5 separate regions of the Mus musculus genome follow, and all the other regions are linked to region 1. Evidence: chromatin loops called from intact Hi-C (ENCODE). Cell type or tissue: left cerebral cortex. All regions are shown on one strand.

Region 1 (5,000 bases):
CCCACTAGGGGTCAGTTTCTGCTTGTCACTCATCCCCCGCCCACCCACCTCCCCTAGCTACTGGCAGTTTGAAGGTTGGCTCCTTTGTCTGAAAGTCTGCCTACCCAACCTAATCTGCTCAAAAAGAAAAGAAAGGAAAACCAGACGCTCGGGGCTGGCAGTGTTGGAGTCTTTTATTTCATGTTGTCACCAAGGTCACAGTCCTGACCCAGGTGATCCGCTGCTGATCCTGTAAAGGTGTCCATATTCTGAGGTTCCTGGTGTCCAGATGTCGGGAATCCTCTTGTCAGAGCTGGATACAGTTGTTGCCCTATCCAGGGGACTGATCGTCAAGGAAGGCGGCAGTGCAGGTGGCAGTGTGGACAGCACACTGCAGAGACAAGCGCAAGGAGACCACACAGCACTGTACAGAATAGTGGAAGCAGAATAAACGAGCTGGACCTTTAAAGTTCAGAAACGGACACACCTCAGAAGGCAGGTGTTTCTCTGAAGAAGAGAAAGCACCTGAGAAGTGCAGAGAAAACAGACCAAGCAACAGAAGCAGGAGATGAAAGTCTTTTCCTTTCTTGAACTCTGCAGTTTCACTTGTCATAGGAGAAGTAAAAGCATTTTACCTTCTGCCTCAATGGAAGACAGGAGTAGGGCCACGCCCAGGGCGGCCAGCGCTCGGGGAAGCCTGGTCTGCATGTTTGGGCCTCAAGCTCACAGCCTCATGAAGGGATCTGCAGGAGGAAGCAGTGATCCATCAGAACCCAGCCTGAGCAGGCCACGAACAAGGTTAGACTAGAGCCTAAACATGGACCAGAACCGAGCCAAATCTGCCTATAAAACAACAGGGCCCAGCCCAGCACATAATGGACCCATTGTGGAACCATGGAAGTCAAGCTCTTCCAATAGGTTTAATCAGGGCACTAGTAGGAAATTCTAGTTTAAAGAGAATATTCTTCCCCCAGGGAGCTGCTGCTGCCTGGTGCCCTGTAAAGGCCTGACCAGACCGCACATGACTTCATACTGCCAAGGTGATGGATAATTTAGAGGTCATTTTATCCCTGACTCAACCAAATGTGTCTTCCAGCTGGGTATTTCATTTGGCTGTTTTTCCCTAACTGCTAACCTCTTTAGGTAACTGTGCTTTAGTGGTCCCAGGGTAATTTGATAATAATAATAATAATAATAATAATAATAATAATAATAATAATAAACCTCATTTATTCTATTTTCTCCAGTTTATCCTGACTAAAAATATGCAAGTATGTCTTTAAGATCTGGAATAGATTACAGAGGGATGAGGAAGGCTCAAATGAACCCCAGTTCTTCTGATAACCGTGTCGTTTTCACATCTGATAAAACCTTTACCAAAGATGAGAGGGAACCAACTCTAAAATGCATAATAAAAAGAGACGAAGCCGTAGAAAAAGCAAAATGCCCTTGTCTGTTTCCCAAACATTCTTAGATTGTACAAACCGCAATAATTCTTCCTTGTGTTTAGCTATTTCTTAATGCTGGACGATTATAACTAATACAAGCCCCAGAGGTGAGAAGGTTCTTAATTTTTCCTGCCTTTGCAAATAGATTTCTTCCTTAACGGCAAAGAGTTCCACTCATCCTTTTTACTTTCTCAACACACAGTAGCTGTTTTAGCAGCAGAAAGGACTGCCCTAGTATATTCTATGATCCAATCCAGGAACAAAAGTTACCAGCAATTAGCTGGACTGGGAAGGTGTCTGTGGCCAAATGCAAAAAACAGAACGAGGAGATTCAGAAGTGCACACATAACTTTAAGGCTACACCATAGGCCTCATGACAAATAGCGGGGAGCACTCCCCCATTTGTGTTTGGGAATTCAAAAATAAGCCAAAGGTTGGGCTCTCCTTGAGAAAAAAGGAACTGACAGTCTCCAACCCTGCCTTTCCAAATCATTGGCACGAGGGTTAGGGCAGCTTTCCTCATCCGAGTGTAAATTGCATTTTACATGTCTGATGAGCAGGCAAGCCAAATTGCCCAGAGCTCCTTTTTATGAAGCCAATATTAAAATTTTGGCGCAGCTCTGGGATCTAAGGGGTTTTAGTAATGTCTTCTCCCCCTAATTAACAACAAACCCTTTCCTACATTAGTCAAAATTTGTAAAGATTAAAAAAGCATAAATGCTTCATTGTTGTCGTCACCCGGCCATAACGCTGATATGATAATTTAGAATGCAGTCCGCAGTTGTGCTCACGAAAAGTTAAAGAGTGGTAACCTACCCACAAAAATCGGTGTGCAGTATTTGGGGGGGGGGGGGGTGTTAAAAGGGTGAACAAAAAACTTGAGTTAGTCTAGTCTTAGTCTAGTGCGCCACCTATCGGCTTCCTGTCTCAGCATCAAGAATGAATCACTTCTCTTTGGGGTATCTGATGAATAACTCAGCCATCTCAGCCAGCCAAGAATTCCGTTCGTATACGTTTTAAAGAAAAACTTCTCTCTCCTTCTTAGCCAAAACATTTATCGGAGTGCTTAGCAACACTTCATTGAGCATTCTCAGACATAGATGTCTGAAAGCGGTAGCCCTTACGTGGCAGTAGGATTTCCCTCACTTCCCCTCATGAATGAAAATGAATCAACTGCCCGGAGTGGGGGCACTATGGGAACTGGTCTCTTTCGGACAACTTGCCCCTCCCCCACCCCTTGCTGGAAGGAGCCAACTTCTTAACTCTCTCAATTTAACTTTTTTTTTCAAACGCACACACAGGCACACAAATGTTTCGTGGGCCCATCTAGAGTCCAGGCGTCACCTACGTCTTCTATAAAGGCTACCTAGCCAAGGACGAGCTTAGACTTGTTTCTTCGCCCCCCTCCCCCAATCCTACCCCAGTATTCTTTAGAAGACCCTAACCTTGGAGCTGAGAGGAGGTGTATGCCAAAGATCTGAATTGGTCAGGGGATGGTGGCTGAGGAAGCCAGATGCAGGTCCCATTTGTCAACTGCTCTCAAATGCACTGACTCCACGCACTCTGATCTGTGCACTCAAAGACTGGAGGAGAACCCTCCTCAAAGGTCCCATTGACTGACCCTGGGTAAAACTTAATCCCAGTGCATTCAGGAGGAACCCAAAAAGGAAGTCTCAGAAGCTGCGAGAGCTGGCCTAACCCAGCAGCACTTTGAAAGCAGTGGAGGATGGAGCCAGGGCAGCTCCCCCGAGCATCTGGAGATGCCACTAGCGCCTAGTCTCCCCAAGCTGGAGCGCTTTCCACTGGCCCTCCATGGAATTCTTCGCGGAGCGTACAGTACTTCACTTCGTTTTCTGGCAATGCCTTGAGTCCCTGCTGCAAGCCTGGAGTCCCTGGCAAAGCCACCAGATTATAAAGAGCGACCTATGCAGCCCGTGCACTTCACTGAAAGCGACAGAGACTATAGAGGACATTGCCCTACAGATGGATACACTGAGTCCCACTTGGCACACAAGCAAGCCACCTTTCCTTCTCCCTCCAAAACTCCAAAGAAACCGCCAAACTCCTGTGCCACAGATCTATCTCGGGCACACTAATCAATCGCTTCCAAAGCCAAGCAGCCCCTGCTGGGCATTCTGCCAGCCCCGGGTTAAGGTGCAAGCAAGAAGCCACTTTCCCCAGTTATCTTTGGGAAAGGGCGCGAGGGGTGGGGGTTGGGGTGGGGAACAGAAGCCAGACTGACCTGAGCCGGAGGTGACAGAGGGAGCGGGCGTCCAGCAGCCTGCGCGTGGGACCCCCCGGGCCTGGGAGGGCGCTGCGCTCCGGGAGCACCTGGCGGCCGCCGGTGTGGAAAAGGCGATGGGAGCACCCAGCAGCAGCGCCTAGTGCGCAGAGTGAGCGGAGGCAGGGGGACTGAATGCAGCTGCGGGCGGACGCGTCTGCAGCGGCCGCCTTTGCCGACTGGGAAGAGACTCCGCGCCGCGGGCTACTTAATAGAGGGCTGTTCCCGGCTCTCAGTTTACTCGGTTACGAAACGCCTGAGAAGGTGGAAGGCTGCCACGGGTGATGTATGCTCCTCGGCGGTGAAGGAGGTCTACTTTTGGGAACGTGTGCATACTTCGAGCATTCCTTCGGCGTGAGGTGGCGATCGCCGTAGTAGCAATGCCCCTCCGGGGGCGGGGAGGAGGGAGGGAGAGAGGGGGACAGCCGCAGCCGGGTTCCCTGCCAAGGGAGGCCGCGGACTCCTCCGCTTGGGGCGGGCTAGGGGGCTCGGGTTTCCCTAACCCAACGAGTTTCTTTAATACGTTTATTTTTCTAAAATAAGAACAATGGAGAAGTGGGGAACGGATCTTCGTTTCAGAGCAGCGGGATGGGCATCCCCTTTGTCCCTCACCATTGCATCTCCGGCCGCCACCGTCCCCACGTCCACCTTCCTCCCCCTCTGTCCTGGGTGCACTTAAAACCGATTTACAGGCTTTCCATTAACTAACTGTCTGTGCACGCGGCGGGCCTCTGTCTTTCCCAGTCTCCAAGGCGCGACTTTGAAAACTCCGACAGCCGCCTGCCTGCTCCCGGCTCAGGGCTAGGATGGCTTTCCCAGGCCTGTCTGTCTAACCTAGTTTTTCAGGATAGAGATGGGAGGCTTCGATTCAGTCTGGAGGGAGGGAGAGGAAAGTTATTGGTACCTGGGGGCGGGGGCGGCGGGGGCATCCCAACGGGACACTTAAGAACAAGTTTTATTCTCCTTAGAAATTTCTTGTCAGTTTAAGAGTAAAATCTGGCCCACGTTGGGGCTTCAGGCAGCTCTTCCCTAAAAAATTCCTAGAGGTGAAAAGGACGGAGAGGAGCTCGCTCGGGGACGCTCGCACGCAGGCGCGAGCTACTGAGAAGGCCAACTAGGAGCCGGATACTCCGCCAGCACACGGGCTCTTTTCTGCAGCTCCCCGGTTCCCGGCACTCCACCCCTTGGACGCAGTGGGAGTCTGGCACTTGAAGTTGCCAAATTGTACAAGACGCATGGGATGAAGTGTCCAGTAGTCACACGTTGTTATCCGGAAAGGGCTCGAAGACGGA
Region 2 (5,000 bases), 1.1 Mb before region 1:
TGTAACTAGGAATAAGGACAATAGCCTGTAATTTTGGGGGTTATGGGACCCCCCCACCGAACAACTTGAAAAGAACCCCATACTGTCCCTGGGCTTTTTATTTTCTAGTTTCTGAAATCTGGGAGAGGCATTTCCCTACCCTACCCTCCTCCCCCATTATAGGGCAACTCGATTTTAACTCCTTTTATATGATTATATGTATTGATTTTAGGAAACTTAAAGTAGTAGTTTCCTATATGTAGTAGGTTTCTATGTGGCCTTAAAAAAGTCTTTAGTGTTAGTTGTCTCCTCTCCCCATGGCTCAATACTCTCTTCTCTACAACACAGATATTCTTGACTCAAACATGATAAGAAGATCTTTGCAAGCACATAGAATGTGGTTCTTATGACATCTTAGAATTATATAGTTCCATTATTAAGATATTTACAAGGAAACAACCCAGAAGAATAATTTAATTCAGTGTTTGAGTTATTTAAGATATTTAACTTCTTAGATCTTTTTAGTTGGTACTTTTGTTACGTATGTATGTATGTATGTATGTATGTTTTTCAAGACAGGGTTTCTCTAGGTATATGTCCTGGAATTCCCTCTGTAGACCAGGCTTGCCTCAAACTCACAGGGATCTGCCTGTCTCTGCCTTCCAAGTGCTGGGATTATAGGCATGTACCACAACTGCCTGGCTTATTTACTTATTTTTAAGATAGGGTCTCAATATGTCTGCCCCTGTCTCCACGGTACGGGGATCACAGGCATATGCCACCACACATGGCTTGCCCTATTTGAAAGTAGCGTGATGGGTCGATATGTCTTCCACATCTCAATCTTGGGGTGCTTCTCAACAGGCTCCAGTGGAGGGGTCATACCTGGTATAATGGATAAGCTCATTTGTCCGGTCTTTATGATATTAGTCAAAATATTCACAGATGTGATTCATTATTGGCAGAAATTAATCCATCCATTTGCACTTCAAAATAAAGGGGTCCTCACCTTACAGAGGAAGATCATTCATTCACGTGCTGTGACTCAAGTGAGCCTCGAGATTGCTCTGAATGAAATCAGCCTCAAAAGGACAGCTGCTGTGTGCTCTCGTGTAAATGCAATATTTAGGATATAGAAAACCAGTGAAATACAAAGTGGAATGGCAGAGACCAGGGGGTGGAGCGATGAGGAGGTGGAGTTGTTTGGACGGTGTAGTTTCTGTCCTGCAAGGTGAAGGTCCAGGGATTTGTTTCCAACCGTGTAGATGCACTTAGCACGACTGTCCAGTGCTCAGAGATGGCTAGATGGCAAACTCATGTCACTGTAATTAAAACAAGTGAAAAATCAATGTCAACTATGAGATAGGGTGGTCATGGAGTGTGTAATATCTATATTACTTTATATTTTATGATACACAGGTGAGTAATATCTAATTTTTATGTAAACACCAGAGGTGCTTGACATGATGTGTCGGGTGAGATGTATGGGATAGCTCTTGCTTGAAGCAGCCTGTGGGATACGGTGAGGGAACCGACTTAAAGGAAGGAGTCGGTGCTAGGGTCCTACTAGACGCTTACATCTGCTGACTGGCCAGAGGTGCCTTTGCCGATGTTTATATATCTACCAATTTGAGCCTTGATAATTCAGCTGCTCTTACTGAATGTGTAACATGGTTTTAACGAATGTTGGAGGCAGTGTTGCAAACGAGGTTCATACAGGCAGTGAGTAATTCGTAAGGATTAAAGTTAATGTCTGTGAGATCTGTAGCTGAGGGATTTGCTCATTTTCTGGATTTATAGCTTAGTGTGGTAATGACCAAACAAAACATCTAAACCTGAGGATAATAATATTAATTTGGAGAAGATACAGGATACCATGAGAAATGTTGGTTTTTAAGGGTCTCTCAGTGTGATCTCTCAGTATGATGGCTGATATACCATTATGAGAAAATAAACACATTTATATTATGTCATGTAGAAAATGTTTACGAAGGTTAGGGTCTACTCCCAGGAAAGCACAGGTGCAGTATTTATATATGTTCCCATTTGTTCTTCATAGGTAATTTTGTGACATGGGTACAACTATGTCCATTTTGTGACAGGAAGACCACAGCATAGCAAGTTAACTTCTTAGGTATACTTCTGTAGAAAGGAGACCTCTTGCTCAACTTTTAGTTCAGTTCAGAACCAATGGCAGCTTTCTAGTCACTGTATTGCTTTAAGACTGAGGCCATCCATGCTATAGCAAAGAACAGCAATGATAATCTACAAATATATAATGAGTGTGTGTGTATTCCAGCCCCGGGAGCTGGCAACAGTGCTTGCATTAAGTTAGCAGTTATTAGATGTCTTAGTCTAAATGCCGTTTCCCCCTGGAACACTTTTGAAGGTATCATTATCCTTCTGACAAAGACAAACACCAAGTGCTCATTGTTCATGAAATGTCAATATGAAGCATACAACTAAGAAAACAACAACAACAACAACAACAACAAAAAACCCAGAAAAAACAAAAAACAAAACCCCCAAACAGACCTCTTTAACAAAATCGGTGTCCACCAGGGGGCAGTGTAATCAAAGGCATGCTTGAGTGGTGAGCTGAGACCTCACTTCTGGCTTTTGTCTTTGCTTGACTCCTGCTTTGCATTCGGGGCTTTTTTATATTTTATTACCTACTTTTGTTTTAGCAGTGAGTCATGACAATGGATGAGATATACTCATTATTTGAATGCTCCATCATCATATATACTAGTTTTTTTTTTTTGAGTCAGTAACCATTCTCAATATAAACTGGGAAAAATTATTTTTAGAAGAGGAATTAGAAATTTCATTCTATTTGTAGAAAAAAAACCCCTATGGGATGCTTTAAGCACCACAGTGGGAGGACGTGCATTAGCACTGGAGGCTTTATCAGGGGTCTGAGGTGTAGTGACCGTAGGTAACCAGGCAGTGGCATCTTTAGTCACATGTTCCCTCAGGTCAGCAAAGGGATGCTTAGTGAAACACGCTGTGCGCTCCCTGGAATTTATCCAATTCTACCATGTTCATTTAAAGCAGTGGTTCTCAACCTGTGGGGCAAAATCCCCTGAGGATAGGGTGACCTTTTTGCAGGGGTCTCATATCAGATATTCTGCATATTAGATATTTACATTATGGTTCATAAAAGGAAAACTGCAGTTATGAACTAGCAACAAAAATAATTTTATGTTTGCAGGTCACCACAACATGAGACCCTGTAGTATTAAAAGGCTGCAGCATTAGGGAGGCTGAGAACTACTGATTTACAGTGTAAGACAGTCAGTCACTCACTGACTCTTAGACGCTCTAGAATAATCGAGATTGCATTTGGTCATCATGTATTGCTTTCATTTTCAGCATTTTGAAGTAACAAGTGTGCGTGCGTGGTGTGTGTGTGTGTGTGTATGTATGTATGTATGTATGTGTGTGGTATGCATATGGATGCAAGTGTGGAGGTCAGAGCATCTTTTTCTAAAAATTTTTAAAAAGATTTATTTTATGTATGTGAGAACATTATGGCCCTCTTCAGACACACCAGAAGAGGGCATCAGATCCCATTACAGATGGTTGTGAGCCACCATGTGGTTGCTGGGAATTGAACTCAGGACCTCTGGAAGAGCAGTCTTTTTCTATTTTATTTTTAAATAAAATAGAAAAAGATTTAAATTTAAATACTGAGTTTCATCTTAGTTTTTTTTCTTTTTCTTTTTTTTAAAGACAGACTCTATCCCTGAACCTAAAGCCCCCCACCCCCTTTCTGGGATCCGCCTGTCTGCCCTTCTCAGTTATAGATGCATTAGGTGCCTCCACACCCACCCTGCATGTAGGGGAGAGCTGGGCTCCTGTTCTCAGGCTTATGCAGCTGCTAGCATCTTTCAGGGGACGTATCTCTCCAGCCCAAGTGCCTTTGACTGTGGAACATTTCTAGGTCTTCATTCCCATTCCTGTAGTCTCTCACATGCAGTACAGGGTAGCTGTGGGTCTCAGTGAATTTTCTATCCATTCATAGATGGGCCAGTTTTCCACCACTGTTACGTAACAAAAGTTACAAAGCAACAGAGCGCTTTGATCTGTCTCCTCATCTTACGGATGAAGGGATGTGGCCGATGAGGATCACACTGTTTAACAAGGTTGGTGCTCCCAGAGGTCAGAAGAGGGGTTGGAAGATGGTGAGTTGGAATGAGGATGTTGAGAGCTGAACTTGTGCTTTCTGGAAGAACATCCCGTGCTATCACCCACTGAGCCATCTTCCAACCCCTCATTAAAAAAAATTAAACCCCTCATTAAAAAAAAATTAAAACCATGTTTTATGTGTATGGATGTTTTGCCTGCCTCCATGCCTTTGTACCACAAAGGCTCGTGGAGGCCAGAAGAGGGCATTGGAGCCCCTGAAACTGGAGTTACAGATGGCGCTCTTAAGCACTGAGCCATCTCTCCAGCACTATTAGTCTTTTTTTTTTTTTTTTTTTAAAGATTTCATTTAGCTTATTAGGCTTTATGGAAAGATCCAGTAGAAATAGGGACCTAAGTTGAAGATGTAGCAGAAGTCAGAGGTTAGGGATGCTGTAAATCTTGTGAGGGAACAGAAAAGAGATGCTAGGTATAGGGAAGTCTGTACTGTTAGACATCAAGAATGGAAGAACATAAAGCCAGGTGTAGTGGCGCATACCTTTAATCCCAGCACTTGGGAGGCAGAGGCAGGCAGATTTCTGAGTTCGAGGCCAGCCTGGTCTACAAAGTGAGTTCCAGGACAGCCAGGGCTACACAGTGAAACCCTGTCTCGAAAAAAAGAAAAAAAAAAAAAAAGAATGGAAGAACGTAAATCGTTAAAAGGAGAGACTGAGTCAAATGATAAACACAACTTTTGATTTTACCTTCTCTCCCGTGGGCATTGCTGTCTCTGTCTACTCAGTGTTCCACAAAGAAAAGCAACCGTCTGCTCTCCCCAGGCATTCCAGCTTGAAGGTTCCTGCTTTCTTGTGCATTTTACACAGTTTGCTCTT
Region 3 (5,000 bases), 610 kb before region 1:
TACTGAGAACAAAGAATAGAGTAGAAAAGGACATGGTGGGGCAGGAACCACATGAAACATGGGACAAAAAGCATGTCTAGAAAATTAAGGTAAATTCTATGCATTGGAGACACAGAGTGCTGTGGAGGGCAGATGTGATGCAGAGAATGCTGGCACCTTTCATGGTCCAGTTGTATATGACTCCTACAATACTAGATACTCAGTTTCATCAATTATAGACCCAGGACAGCTACTCTGAGTTCACTGTCTCTGTCTCACCACCATGAAGATTAAAGATGTGGACTCTTGAGGGAGTGGGTGAATCTGAAGCAAGCCTTACTAAAAATACTTACAGAAAAGTGAGAAACCGAGTAAGTAAGAGAAACTGAAGAGTTGGGAGGAGTTTCTAAGAGACAAAAAAAACCTATTGAATTTCTTTTGGAGTTTTTATAGGGCAAGACAGAAATCTAGTTTGGTTGTTGAAAATAGGAGGGAAATGCCCATCTGGAAAGGAGACTCCCAGAAATATAAGGAAGTAGAAAAGGGGGTGTATAAAAACTGGCATGCCGGAAACTGTCTCCTTAAAAGCCAACCTTATCTGGTTATTTCATGGGGCATTCCTTTAGGTATTGTATAACTCCATGAGTCAGCTTGAAAACTCCTTTAATGAAAATGTTTTACACATACAACACACACACACATTTTACATATATAATGTGTTCTGCAATATATTGTGGATAATATATGTGTACTTGAACTGAAAATCAAAAAATGTAAGAAAGCTTATCTTTATGTGATTCTCTGTAATTTTATAAATTTAAATTTTATTTTGTGATGTTTTTGTTTTGTGCTTCTTTGTTTTCTTTTTGTAAGGTTGCAATATCATCATATTTCTTTTTGTCACAATATCTTTTATTGTTTACTCATACAGAGGTATATAAGAGGATGGTGGGTGAACAATAAATAACTTTTCCTAACGCAGCAGGGGTGCAGTGGCGACAGTGCTTGGAATGAATGATGCCAGTGTCAGGAAAGCAGTATCTACAAGCATGCTGCTGTATTTTCAGAACTGGAAATCATAGATTCCTAGCTTCAAAATTGATGTCTGATTGTTTTGTCAGTTTTAAAATAGTAAAAGATCAATGGGGAATTACTACTACCACGTGTATGTGTGTCCATGTGTGTGTTGAATAAAGGGAATAGTGTATTTCTCTTTAAAAAGAAGCATATGAAGTCAATGTTGTTTGAAGAGTTAAGATGTTTAAGTAAATGATGATATAAATTGAATTGGCTAGAAAGAACTTGGCAGTAGAAGGAGTTACAGAGACAAAGTCTGGAGCTAAGATGAAAGGATGGACTATCCAGAGACTGCCCCACCCGGGGGTCCATCCCATAATCAGCCACCAAACGCAGACACTATTGCAAATTCCAGCAAGATTTTGCTGACAGAACCCTGATATAACTGTCTCTTGTGAGGCTATGCCAGTGCCTGGCAAACACAGAAGTGGATGCTCATAGTTATCTATAGGATGGAACACAGGGCCCCCAATAGAGGAGCTAGATAAAGTAACCAAGGAACTGAAGGGGTCTGCAACCCTATAGGTGGAACAACAATATGAACTAACCAGTACCCCCAGAGCTCAGGTCTCTAGCTGCATATGTAGCAGAAGATGGCCTAGTCGGCCATCATTGGGAAGAGAGGCCCCTTGGTATTGCAAACTTTATATGCCTCAGTACAGGGGAATGCCAGTGCCAAGAAGTGGGAGTGGGTGGGTAGGGGAGCAGGGAAAGGGGAGGGTATAGGGGACTTTCAGGATAGCATTTGAAATGTAAATGAAGAAAATATCTAATAAAATTTAAAAAAATTAAAGCACATTTTAAAATAAATCTAATGCATATGTCTTTTTCTTTTAGAAATATTTAAAACTTCAAAATATTAATTATGACATAGAACCATATTCTCTATAAAAAGTAGATTTGGCAGTGGATTCTTTAGTTCTCTTATTTCGTAAAATAATGTACCTACTCTCCTCCGAGGTACTAACACACTGATGACTGGCTGATAGAGTTTCTGTCCAGTAGAGAGCAGTCACAGTCCATGAAGAGATCAGAATTTAGGGCACATGACTGAGCTCTGAACCTTTGTATCAGCTTCTAACTCAGTCTGGACTTTCTAGAATACAGGCTAAGTGTTCTCTCTTGTGTTCAGGATTCCTTCTCTTACCTGTCCTTTATGTTATAATGATAATATGCCTATTTATATGGATACCAATGTGTACACTAAGACTGTGACTGGCTTGTGCTCATCCTAAAAAAAAAAATCTGTAGAACACGCATACTATGTAGTGAGGAGAAATAGATACAAACACAAATGTTAAGCATGAAGATGGGGAAAGTTTAGCATTCCATGAAAAAAACAAAACAAAACAAAACTTAATTCAGCACGCAGGAAATCCTCTTAGTGACAAATAGCCAGTGGCTAATGGACAACATCCTCATGAAAACATAATGGTGTGTGTGTGTGTGTGTGTGTGTGTGTGTGTGTGTGTGTGTATGTGTGTGTGTATGTGTGTGTGTATGTTTGTGTGTGTGTATGTTTGTGTGTGTGTATGTGTGTGTGTGTATGTGTGTGTATGTGTGTGTGTATGTGTTTATATGTGCATAGGAAAGTATGTGCATTTGCATGGGAAGGTCAATGCAGAGGTCAATATTCAGTGTTGTTCCAAACCTAGATTCACAAAGGGAACTTTAGATGCTATAATAAGGGAATATGCAGTAAGGGCCACCAATTCAATTGCTATTGCTTGTTTAATACTTCTTTCTCTGTGTTATGAAATGTTTTGTGTGTGCATGAAGTATGAAGTACTGTGTGATAATAATATACATACACATGTATATGTATGTATATATATATATATATATATATATATATATATATAAATTCATACAAACACATACATATATATTCTGTCATAATTACACTGTGGTAATTAGCTTTTCTGTATCATCCAATATGTAGGCACACTATTTCTGTACATTGTGTGTAAAGTTTACCATTCAAATGTTGATTTCTCTGCCCTCATATCTTGATCCAATTCATACAGGGAACTCTAATGCCTATAAACCAAGAATCTCCTGTCTCAAGTTCCTATAAGTAATTCTTACCTTTTGTTTTCTGTCTTGTGAAAAAATGCTGATCACCCAATGGCTGGGCAGAATCAAGAAAAGGATAGGATATGTGCCAGCTAGAAAGAGGAGAAGGGAGAGAGGGAGATTCAGATTAACCAAGAATATTTGAAGGGAGCAAACAAAGTACCTGAGCACAGTTAATTAGCCACATGGCAGAATGTAGGTTAAACTAAATGGGATAATTTAAGTTATGATCTAATAAGAGAAAAGCCTAGCTGTATGGCTAAAGTATTTGTAAATATATTTTGGGTCTGAGTCTTATTTCTAGGATCTTGGGGCTGGAAGGAAGAAAAGTTCTAAATTCTGCATAACATTAATCATTTTTACATGTTGAGATCTTTTGTACCTTTCCAGTTACCTTGAAGTATATCTTAGCTTGTAAAGAAAATTGTTCCCTGCGTATGGAAGAGAAAACCAGGTCTAATTTCTCCTGCCTAACTGTGTTTTTTTACTTCTTTGTTCTGTGCCTGTCTTAGACTCTATTGACCAATATTCCATTCTGTTCTTCCATGAGACTGTACCTTTTAATCAGTGAGTGAGGACATGTGGTTTTTGTCTGTCTGGGCATGCCTCATTTCACTTAACACTTCAGTCTTGTTGATAACAGCCATTCTTCGTGAGGGGCGATAACATCTCCCTGTGGTTCTGACTCTGATCAATTATTTAGGTTAATGATTAATGATGTCCTTTTAAACCTCACTTGTTGGCCATTTATATCTTTCCTTTTGAGAAATATCTATTCTGACCTTTGGTCTACTTTAATTGTATTATTTATGGGTTGGGTTTATTTTGAGAGTTTTTGATTTTTTTTATATTCCTTGCTGGACATATGGTTAATAAATAATTCCTACTATCCTATGATCTATCTCTTAAGTGTTGATTGCAGTGCAGAAGCCCTTAATTTGATAGAATTCCATTTGTTTACATTTGGATTGGCTTCCTCTTTTCAGGGCGGGGGGGGGGGATCCTGCTAAGAAAAACCATTCCCCACTGGTACCTTGAAGTGATTGCATGTGTTTAAGTCAAACATGTAGTCCTTTCATGTTTTTGTGTTGATTTTGTGGATGGTGAGAGGTATGGCTCTAGTTACTTTCTCAACATACAGATGTGCAGTTTTCTCTTGCTTTGCTCTTTCTATGTGGCAGCAGAGAATAAACCAAGGGAAGACATCTAGTTACAAAGCTGGAAAGTCCATCTTGCTACATTTTGAGTTTTCTGTGGCCTCTGAATGCTATAACATGAAATCTTTGAGTACAGAACACTCTGCTTTTCTGATGCTGGATATTTCCATAAAATAGGACTGAAGAATTACTGTCAAGAAGTGGCATCATGAAAATGCATAAGCTGCCCTGATGCTTTGTTTGGTCCATGTCCCAGAAGCCAGTCTGCAAATGGATACGTTTTACAGAAAGCAGAGAATGAGACCCACAAGGAAAGGGACAAAGTGAAGAGTGTTTGCTTGTAGATGTTCACAGGCTTTCAAAAACAGAGTCATCTCTATGAATGTGTACCGACAGTAGATTCATTTGGTACATTAAAGTGCTGCCTTCTTTTATGTGTTAATGACACACTGATTTACCACCAACAAGGCCTAACTCTTAAGGTGGTTTTACCCAGTGGTGACATTACCAGAAGACAGCCACATTCTTTTTTTTGGCCGTCCTCACAACCAAAGTCATACACTTTAATTGGTAGACAAGAGTTAGGTATATAATTTGTGGTCCAGAAACTGACTAGCGCTATCTCTCCCACAGACACTGAACTTGAACGCCAGCCTGGTGAGTTCCTGTCTTGCCATCTGAGCTAGTGAACTTCAGAAACTACTGTTGAGA
Region 4 (5,000 bases), 930 kb before region 1:
TTTCCTCACATAATATCTGAGTCGCTTACAGTACATAATATACTATAAATATAAATATAATATAAATATATAAATATATAATATATAAATATATATTTGTATAAATATAAATATAATATTAATATAAGTATAAAATAGCATGTATATAGCTATTGTATTGTACTCTTCAGGGGAACAGTGACATAAAATGAAACCCTGTATATACTATATATACATAATATACTATAAATATGAATATAATATAAATATATAATATATATAAATATAATATAAATATAAATATAAATATAAAATAGCATGTATATAGCCATTGTATTGTACTCTTCAGGGGAACAGTGACACAAAATGAAACCCTGTATGCATGTATGTATGTATGTATGTATGTAACGCAGGCATCCTCACCACCTGGTAACTTTGGTTGAGTCTAAGGAACTTGGGCAGAACCTGTGGATCAGGAGAGGTGATGGTTGACCTGTATTTGTGTTTTCTCCACTTTCTTTTGCCAATGTCTATAAATGCCAATCTCCGTGACAAAAATGTATGTTGAAGAAGTCTTGAAAAGCCTTAACAGATTGACTGAACGTGGTGGCACATGGAAAATGCCACTCACCATGCCATCTGACTTCAGTGGAAGTGGGTTCCAGTGGCCGTGCAGTCCTTTCACCAACCACCCTAACGGTACAGCCTGTGCTCTGGTGGATGTTTGCTGCTGGCATCGTCCCCCTGGGCTGACCTCTGGAGTCTGAACTGTCTTGTCTGAGCACGAGCTTGGCACATCCTCTGCAGTTCCGACTGGAGATCTCCCTTGTCCCATAGCTCATTCCATAGCTGCTTCCTCTGGTGCATGTCTCCCTGCTAATGATGATTGAAGTCTTTGAGTTTCTTCTAAGGTGCCACACAGAAGTTGGCAAAAAGGAAAACGTCTTCTCAGAGCACTGACAATTTTAGGTTGGGTAGAGAGGTCTTTCAAGGGTTTTAGATGTGTGGCATCTATTTTTCCTGTAAATATGAGAATTTAACAAGTGAAATTTCTAAGAACTAGAGTCAATCACAGCAATGAGATGCTTACGGGGTTTTTATTAATAATATACTAATATATTATTATATATACTAATAGGTAATAATTGCATAGAAAATCACCTCATCAGAGCTACAAAGGGAGTTGATTGGTTGCCTGTTTGAAGGACATGGAATTGTTTCTGAGTGTCTTCAATTAATTTGTCCAAAAATATCCCCTCAAATGAGTTCTATATTAGATTTACTCCTTACAATTTTGTAGGTTTTAAGTATGATGGTAGGGATTGATATTATTTTATTAGTTAATAAATTATTAAAATAACAAGGCAGGAACAATTGGGTAGAATTGAATGGAAATAAAGATTTTAGATTACATTTCACGTTTTAGGAGAGGAATATTTGATTTTGGCTCCAAAAGGTTTTTTATTTTTATTGGTAGACACAACTACTCTATGTATGTGGCAAGTCTCTCTCTCTCTCTCTCTCTCTCTCTCTCTCTCTCTCTCTCTCTCTCTCTCTCTCTCTCCCTCTCTCTCTCTCTCTCTCTCTCTCTCTCTCTCTCTCACACACACACACATTTAAAGGCAGAGTCTCATTTATCTCAGATTTTCCTTGAACCTTAATATGTAGCTGGAGATAATCTTGGACTTTTGATCATTTTCCTTCTACCTCCTGAGTTCTGAGACGATAGCACTATATGCCAGTATACTCAATTCAGAAATTCAGATAGTGTGGGGATCAGACCCAGGGCTTTGTGTATAAGGAGCCAAGCCCTCTACCAACTAACTACATCTTCAGACCTCTGTTTAGGTTTTGAGACAAGGTCTCACTATGCAGCCAAGGATGACTACATCATCTTCCACCATTGGCTTTCCATATGCTGGTGTTGCAGGTGTGTACTATGTTGCTTCGTTGAAGTTTGTCATTGCTGAAACAATGTTTCTTAACAGTTTAGCTGCCAGAGTGAAAGGTATAGTCAAAAATCATAGAATGTATTTGAGTGTTTGAAAGTTCTTGGGGGAAGTTTTTATTGTTCCCAGTGGCACGTATTCAGTGAATATTTTGATATTTGAAATGGCCATATGGGTGTGAAGATTGCTCTGGCTCTTTGACCCATTGCCAAACAACTTTATTTCTAATATGGATGCTTCGTGATGTTAAATAGGACTTTTCTGGAATATGGACCCCAGATATAGCACTCAGTAGAATTGATTGCAGAGTGTTACAAAGGATGAAGGTTGAAAGGGTCCTTTGAGATAATTAAACACAGACCCTCATTTTAAAGTAGACAGAATTGAAACAAGGGAGGTTAGCGGAGTCAGTCAAGGTCACACATCTTTTTAGCAGAAGTGGTCATAGAATTTAAGATTCCAGAGACTCAGTTTGACTTTGGAGCATCTGCTGGAAAGGCTTAGAACCAAATGAGAAAAACACAGACTAGTGAACTCACTGATGCCTGTCTAAGGGCTTCTGGTGATGGAGCTGGGAGACAGAACACAAAGACAGAATTTCACTCAACTCCTTCCAGTTCATCACCCTCCTCTGACACGAGTCATCAGAAGCTTGGTCTCTGTGTTTCTAATTTAATATTTGGGCCCCTTTGGGTGTTTTGCATAGTTAGAGATGAATGTTGCCGTTGGATTCAGATGTGTCACTTTGTAGAGATGAAGCCACATAAATGAGTTCAAGTGAATTATACAGAATTTCTGTGAGACAAGAGATATAACTATGGCACATGCTAAGGAAATATGTCTTTGTCTTCTGGTTGGTGACTGACTGTGTCCTCCTAATTATGTACAGAATGTGTGGTTGAGAGCAATTGACTGGACACACTCCATATAGGAAAGGCAGCTCAGGAGGGATGAAACTGAGTAGGAGACCTCTAGAGGGCAGTGTTAACTTACAGTTGTTAAGAGCCAGCAGCAGGCTAAATTGGGTGAGTGTGTTGTATTGGATATCCATGCCTCTTAGATACCTACATTCAGGGATAAGTAATGTATAGTGTTGATATTTTGAGCCTGGACGTCTGGAACTCATTTTGGAGTTTTAATCTTTGTGGTGTAGGGAAAGGATACTAGATGGGTTATCAGCACATCTGGGCTCTCAGTCTCTACAACCCAGGAACTGTGTGTACCCTTAGGTTTCTGACTTCAACTGAGAAACTAAATGGTTCTATGGAATCTTCTCTTAAATGGCCCAGAAAGCTAGCTTTTCTCCCCCATCTCCCCAAGTCTTATTGATACTCAGTTTCATGCTAAGGGTTCACCACAGGCTTGTTTGCTACTGGTGTTTAAAGTGATATAGCAGGACACTCCCTCCGTAGATGCATTTCCGAGGTCTACCTTGGCTAACCAGTCAAGTCTCTATTCCACAATGGCTTTCTGATAGCATTACCCTTCTAAGGCAGTCCTTCTGGCCTATTACAGTGTGTGAGGAAAACCAATTATTCTTAATCTTGATTTATTAATCCCTTTCACGGGTTGAATTGTGGCATGCTCCAAATGTTGAATGTGTAGTTCCCAGTGTGGCCTCATTTGTGAATAGGGTCATTATAAATGTGACAGTTAAGGTTGTACTAGAGTAGATTAAGACCCAGGCTCAATATGGCTGGTATTCTTGGAAAAAGGACTTTGCATCTAGACATGTGTCCCAGGGATTGTCATGTGAAGGCTGCACTTATGATATTACAAACCAAGAAACTACTAAAGGAGAGCTGGGACAGATACTATGCACTCCAAAGGAATGCAGCTCAATTGATATCTTGATCTTGAAATTGCAGCCTCTGAAATTGTGGGACATTACGTCTCTGCTGTCTCAGCCACTTACTTAGTTTGTGGTACTCTGTTATTACTGTAACCCTAGGAAATGGATATAACCCTAGTGACCCTAGTGCTGTGTGTTGAATGGAGTTTTCCCTCAGCTGGTTATGATATCATGATGACCTGACCCTGCTGCACGTAACCTCACCAACACCAGTGTCAGTAGGTTGACAGCAGTCTTCATGTCTCTTAAGGCATATAATAAATTTAGTAGACCTTCTGTACTATTTGATAACCTTTATGTGATCACATATTGACCTTGGAAGCAGGTAAAAACCGTCAGTTCAGAGGTATAGAATAAACTTTCAGCTTCCAACGGGATTTGGTATGTAGACACTCATTTACGAAACAGAGGGCACAACAGACTGGGACAACTCATAGGTTTTGCTTGTGGCAATGGAGAAAGGAATTAACCATGGTCACTATGTTTCTATAACTTGTCACCTACATCTTTCTCCACAGATGTACCTCAAACAAAGCATAGTGATAAAACCAAAACAGGAGTTGTATGCTGGAGAGTGGGAGTGATGGAGAAAGCAGCATGGGAGAAAGGCCTATTTGGTATGTATTTACATTTCATCTGGAATCTCATTAACATTCACTCACAAGGACCACCACTCTATAACATAGGAATACATGTTATATGCTGTCTGGAAAAATACCAGAATTTTAGATAGCTTGGCACAGAACATAGTTCTATATCTGTAGAAGAGTAATTTCACTACTGTCACAATAAAATCTATTTTAGTAAAAAAAAAAAAAAGAAAAAGAAATTCAGCAGCTTTGGTTCAGTGGATCAGTGCCTGGAGATTCTCTGTCTCTATGCTCAGTGATGTTCATCTCTGATTCCTACATTGATTTGGTCCCCACATACATCCTTGGATGCTGCCTAGTTCCTAGGCAACTGTAGTCTGGGAGGCTGGCACTGGCATGCTACTTGATTTAAGTCCCAAGCATAAGCATAGCATGGACAGTGCTTTTGTTCTTAATTATTCAGCTGTGCTTTTGAACTTGAGATTTGTGTTTAGTGAGTTCCTAGGCCTTACAAGTAGGGAAGCAAAAAGACAAAACAAAACAAAAAACAAAAAACCAACAACAAAAAAACCTGTTGTATACTAAAGAAGAAATAAGATTTATTTAAAAATATTTCTGGCAAAGTATAAA
Region 5 (5,000 bases), 670 kb before region 1:
TTCCAGCTCCTAGCTCACACATTATCACCCTGTGCCCAAGACCCATAAAATCTGCTTGTAAACAGGAGTCTAGCATGGCTGTCCTCTGAGAGGCTTCACCCAGAAGCTGACTCAGATAGACTAGGACACCGCAGCCAAACAGTGAATGGAACTTGGAGACTCTTATGGAAGAGTAGGAAGAAGGATTGTGGCCCGGGTAGAGGTAGAAACTCTACAGGAAGACCATCTGAGTCAACTAATCTGGACCCTTGAGGCTTTCAGAGACTGAACCACCAACCGAAGAACATACACAGGCTGGACCTAGGCCAGTCCACATATATGTAGCAGATGTCCAGCTTGGTCTTCATGTGGGCCCTGTACAACTAAAACAGGACTATCCCAAAAGCTGTTGCCTGTCTGTGGCATATGTTCTTCTAGCTGGGCTGCTTTGTCTGGTTTCAATGGGAAAAGAAGCCCCTACCCTTTCAGAGACTTGATGTGCCAGGGTGAGGAGATACCCAGAGGGGCCCACCCGCTCAAAGGAGAAGGGGAGAGGAGATATGAGGAGGAAGGGTTTTGGAAGGGGGTGACTGGGAGTGGGGCAGTGAGTGGGATGTAAAGTGAATAAGTTAAAAATCAAAACAAAACAATACATAAAACAAAACAAAAACAACAACAACAAAAAAAAACCACTCCCCCGACCCCGCTTGTTTTAGCCTGGATGGGTGGCTTCACTCATCTCCACCTCTGACATCTGTGAACTAGCCCAAGAAAGATGTCTCTCAACAAAACCTGCCTTCATACTTTTGCTTTGGCTTGAATGGTTCATTTTGTCAGAGGAGCAACCTATTCATGTGAATATGTGATGAATAAACTCATTAATTACTGCAAGGATGCAAGGGATGACAAATGAGTTAAACAAGAGCAGTGGTCTAGTGCAATCAGAAGGGTTCTAAGCCATGCTGTTTGATTACCTAGTGAAAACTTAACTGGTGACATTGTTCAATAAAAAAAAATCAGAGTTTTCACTTGAAATCCATAAAATATTATTTAACACGTTATTTAGTTTTCTTGGGAAAGGAAAAAGTTAATTGAAGGGAGAACATTTAGATGAAATTGTATCTTTCTGAATGTTGGTAAAAACCTTGCAAACGTAGAATGCAAATGATTAGGAATCATCAGAGAGCCAGGACCCAGTGTTCACGATCTGAGTAGTATCTATCTGCTTGGCGGAGATAAACGAGTGTGATCAAGGGACAATATTCCTACATGGGTTTGCTTGGCAGTGATAAACTGGAGTAAGCTGAGTTGTAAAGTATGATTGTTTTCCAGGCCATATTTGTGTCTGAAGAGGACCAGCTTGCTATTTTCTTTCCTCTTGATTTATTGACATCATCTAAAATTTCCATGGGCTTCTTTTTCATCCCATCACAAAAGCTTTTACTCTTACACCAAATGACAGCTTTCATGAATAGGTACCAGGCAATAAAATAAATGGAGATAATTGGCTGGTAGTTAAAGATAGAAGTGGTTGTAATTGAGAGCAATTTAGAATCCAGCTACTGTTGGCTGATTATTATGAGGGGAAATCTATGCTTGATGCATCCATACAAATTGCCGATTGAGTACTAATGAACATTTGTTTACAGACATCATCATCTGTATTATTACTGTATTTTTCAGGTGGAGAGGTTGTGTCATGAACTGGTCAGGATAGAAGTGAGTCTGCAGGTCTGTTCCTACTGAGATGGCAACAGTCATTTGAATAGTGCCTATGAGAACTCTAAACAGCAGTCAGGCTGGGGTAATTGTTGACACCTCTCCCTCCCCTGCCTCCCTCCCTCCTTCTGTCTACTTTCCTCCCTTCCTTTCCCTGCTTCCTTTCCTTCCTCTCCTTGCTTCTGTCACTTCCTCTCCCTGCTTCCCTCACTTCCTCTCTCTACTTCCTTTCTCACTCAACCTCTGCATTCTCTTACTTCACTTATCTGGTATAGGTCTTTAATGACCTTTTAGTTTCTCATTTTCCTCAGCTTATCTTCCTCTCCTTTTCTCTTGATTTCCATTTTCCATTCCATTTATTCTACATAAAACATACAATTATTTCTGAAGTATATTGCTTAGTAGCTTTGCACTTACAGTTTCACTAGCACTCTATTAAAAAACATTGTAAACAATTTTAGAGAATACTTAGGGTTTTCAAATGGAATTGTTCCATCTCTTTAACTAGATTCCATTACACTTATTTGGAATATAAAAAATCAAAACCTGAGCACTAAAAGAGCTTGTCATTTCTTTCTTTTCTCCTGTCTTTGGAAGGAAATGGTATACAAACTTTTGCAGTTGGTCCTGTGTTCTAGAAGGAGCTGGACTTAATTGGGATGAACAACAGGAAACTAGTTAAAGGGAACTGTGAAAGTTACCTTTTCTGTAAGGTTAGGTGAGTTCATTGGCCAGCCTTTGCTGTGGCCTGTTGCCTACCCACCACTCTTCTCACCTTCACAATCTTTGTGAAAAGACAGGCTTCCTTCAGGGTTAACTACAGTCGTTGTACAAGCAAACCTTTCTTTCTGAGCAATAGGAAGAACTGCTCATCAACAGAAAGTAAATCAGTTCTTCTAAAAAGAAAAAAAAATAGTTTAACTTTTACCCTGCATGTGATTAAAATGAATGTTAGTGTTTTCCACCAGGGGGCGCCCCACTTTTGAGTTTGGTGAGTGTCTAAGAGTTGAAAGCCACTCTAATTTCAGAAACAGGAGTGGCTATGGAAAAGAATTCCAACTACTGGGATTGAATTAATAGAAAACAACACACCCAAACTATCCTAAATGGAATCCCAAGTAAAATTCTCAGCCAAATAATTTACATTTAGAAAAATAAGATGTATACAAATAAAACTACCCATAATTTAGCTTACCTCTCTAAGTCACAAGTACCTATTTTGAGGCTTTTGATAGTCTCCAGATAGCATTAGAACAGGTATGTATTAAGCATTTGACTTGTCTTATAGCATGACTTGACCTATTTTATAAATGAGTCATCAACTTGGTAGTCAAAGATTCCTAGTTAAGCTCTTTAATGCTTTGTCCCAAACCATGGGATCAACAGTGTAGATCTGGGTTATGCAACATGAAGCTAGTTCTGCTAGCCACATGATTCCTTCTCTAAGCACATGGTTCTTCCTAAGTGTGCTGCTGAACTATCATACACCATACTTGCTGCCCTTTTCAGTAGCTTGATCATGTGCACTAGGACCTCATGCATCCTGGATGTCGTGCCAACAGGCAGGGGAAAATCAACCCATCCAGAGGTCAGTATTCATTCATAACTGAGTTTAACTGAGCAAGACTGAAATCGGATGATGCCTTTGCCTTTGGAGAGTTGTCTACTAATGACACAGCCTTGCTGAGAAACTAGAATGTTCTGAAGAACTTCATTGCCCAGGAGAAAATGGGAACAAATGAAAGACATTTATCTAAAAATCTGCCTTAAGGCTTCAGGGAAGGATTTGCTAGGCCTTTTAATGCTCTTATGTGATGAGCAGACCTTGGCAGTTCCTGTGCATGCCATGAGGACTGTCCGAGGAAGAGATTGCAGAGCCAATTATACGTCTGGTTGACTTATCTGGAAACAATAGGTTTTTTCAGAAAATATTTTGCTAAAACTTGTTGTTATACACTTGCTTAAAAATGTCATGGTGGGCCCCACTTGTTGCTCTCAGGAAAGGACCTCTACCTTGCCTCTACTTGAAGATTATATATTCTGGGACCCTCCTTCACAGACTTCTGAGGATTTACAGAAAGAATTTTCTAACTCTAAAGAAGATGTGTACCTGTGCTTAATGGTAGCACCTAGCCCCAGATGAGACGAGTCCACTTCCAGTACTCAGTGTTGAATATACATCAACATTGAGTCATCTCAGGACTGAACCAAAAGTACTTTTTAGCTGCTCTGTAACCTGCTAAATTGAGCTAACAGCAAACAGAGATCTGAACAGCCATTAAACAAAGGTGGTATAGATATCCAAACTAAAAACAAACATTGACCTAATTCCTGAAGCTCAGTTTGTATATCAAACCCACAAACAGAAATGAACAATTAAGACATTATGCCTCTTCTAGAAATTAGAAGTCTACAGTAGTATTCTATAACAAAAGCCACTTAGATGAAGCAAAATACGATGATTTCAAAGGATAATTATAAATATATTAGAGGAACTCAAAGAAGATATAAATATATGCTGGAATGAAGACTGAAAACAGAGATGAGCAAAAACAATTCATGATGCTAAAATAGAATTTAATAAGGAGAATTTCTGAAGAAAAGTCGAACTGAAGTAAAAAAAATGAAAAATTAAGTAAATAAATAAAATGCTCAATAGAAAACCTTAAAAACAGAATGGATCAAATGAAAGAGAACATATGAAGACTTGAAGATAAGGTAGAAAAATTGGAACAGTCAGTTAAGAAAGAGTTAAATCTGAAAAGAAAAACAATAATAAGAAAACACACACACATACACACACACACACACACACACACACACACACACACACACACACCTTAACCAAATCAAACCAAACCGAACTAAACCAATACCTAGGAGACAGAACATATTAGAACTTTGGAACTATATAAAATACAAAACCTACAAGTCCTAAGTATAAAAGAAGAAATCCAGGTTAAAGGCACAGGAAATATTTTCAATAAATTATTAGAATAAAACTTCCCCCAATGTAAAGAAAATATGGCTATTTTTATATAGAAAAACAAAATAGATAGGGCCAGAAAACAAGTGTTCTAAAATATGTAATAGACAAATTATTAAATATTTTGCACAAAGGGAGGATATTGAAAGCTGTAAGACAGAGGGACCAAGTCACATAGGAAGGGAGGGTCATCAAAAATTTATGCCAAATACCATAGATACCGGTCCAGAGTAGTATATCCATCAAACTTTCAGTTGAAATCAAAGGAGAAATCAGAGATTTCCACACAAAAGAGTAAAGGAATCTACGATCACTA

The links. Peaks named below come from ENCODE experiments on the same cell type or tissue, not always from the same donor. Only the 100,000 strongest peaks of a DNase experiment are listed, where the experiment ranks them.
Region 2: it touches region 1 in a loop (4-fold over the local background); 11 of 42 quality-filtered maps call a loop at or near these places.
Region 3: a loop joins it to region 1, with 6 times the contacts of the local background. A loop is called at or near these places in 15 of 42 quality-filtered maps.
Region 4: it touches region 1 in a loop (7-fold over the local background); 35 of 42 quality-filtered maps call a loop at or near these places.
Region 5: it touches region 1 in a loop (7-fold over the local background); 36 of 42 quality-filtered maps call a loop at or near these places.

What each region holds. Positions count from the first base shown.
Region 1 is chr9:79,714,750-79,719,749 of GRCm38, forward strand. It overlaps Col12a1 (collagen, type XII, alpha 1), which reads right to left and starts at 3,973. Exons shown (of 66, transcript NM_001290308.1): 1 at 3,670-3,973; 2 at 615-722. The coding sequence starts at 687. In left cerebral cortex, CTCF peaks have their summits at 2,360 and 3,783; DNase peaks (open chromatin) are centred at 2,368, 3,247, 3,948, 4,425 and 1 more place; H3K4me3 peaks cover 2,495 bases.
Region 2 is chr9:78,643,665-78,648,664 of GRCm38, forward strand. The region is part of intron 5 of Cd109 (CD109 antigen); the gene reads left to right. Among named protein-coding and RNA genes, the nearest start is that of Cd109, 31 kb to the left of the region's middle. In left cerebral cortex, a CTCF peak has its summit at 2,541 (motif pointing right); a DNase peak (open chromatin) is centred at 2,550.
Region 3 is chr9:79,107,728-79,112,727 of GRCm38, forward strand. No RefSeq gene overlaps it. Among named protein-coding and RNA genes, the nearest start is that of Gm35024, 80 kb to the left of the region's middle. In left cerebral cortex, a CTCF peak has its summit at 2,047 (motif pointing right); a DNase peak (open chromatin) is centred at 2,072.
Region 4 is chr9:78,785,156-78,790,155 of GRCm38, forward strand. Gm39376 (a long non-coding RNA gene) reads left to right here and starts at 472. Exons shown (of 3, transcript XR_870938.2): 1 at 472-678; 2 at 1,828-1,909; 3 at 4,299-4,397. In left cerebral cortex, a CTCF peak has its summit at 2,893 (motif pointing right); DNase peaks (open chromatin) are centred at 2,909 and 4,687.
Region 5 is chr9:79,042,844-79,047,843 of GRCm38, forward strand. No RefSeq gene overlaps it. Among named protein-coding and RNA genes, the nearest start is that of Gm35024, 16 kb to the left of the region's middle. In left cerebral cortex, a CTCF peak has its summit at 2,649 (motif pointing right); a DNase peak (open chromatin) is centred at 2,664.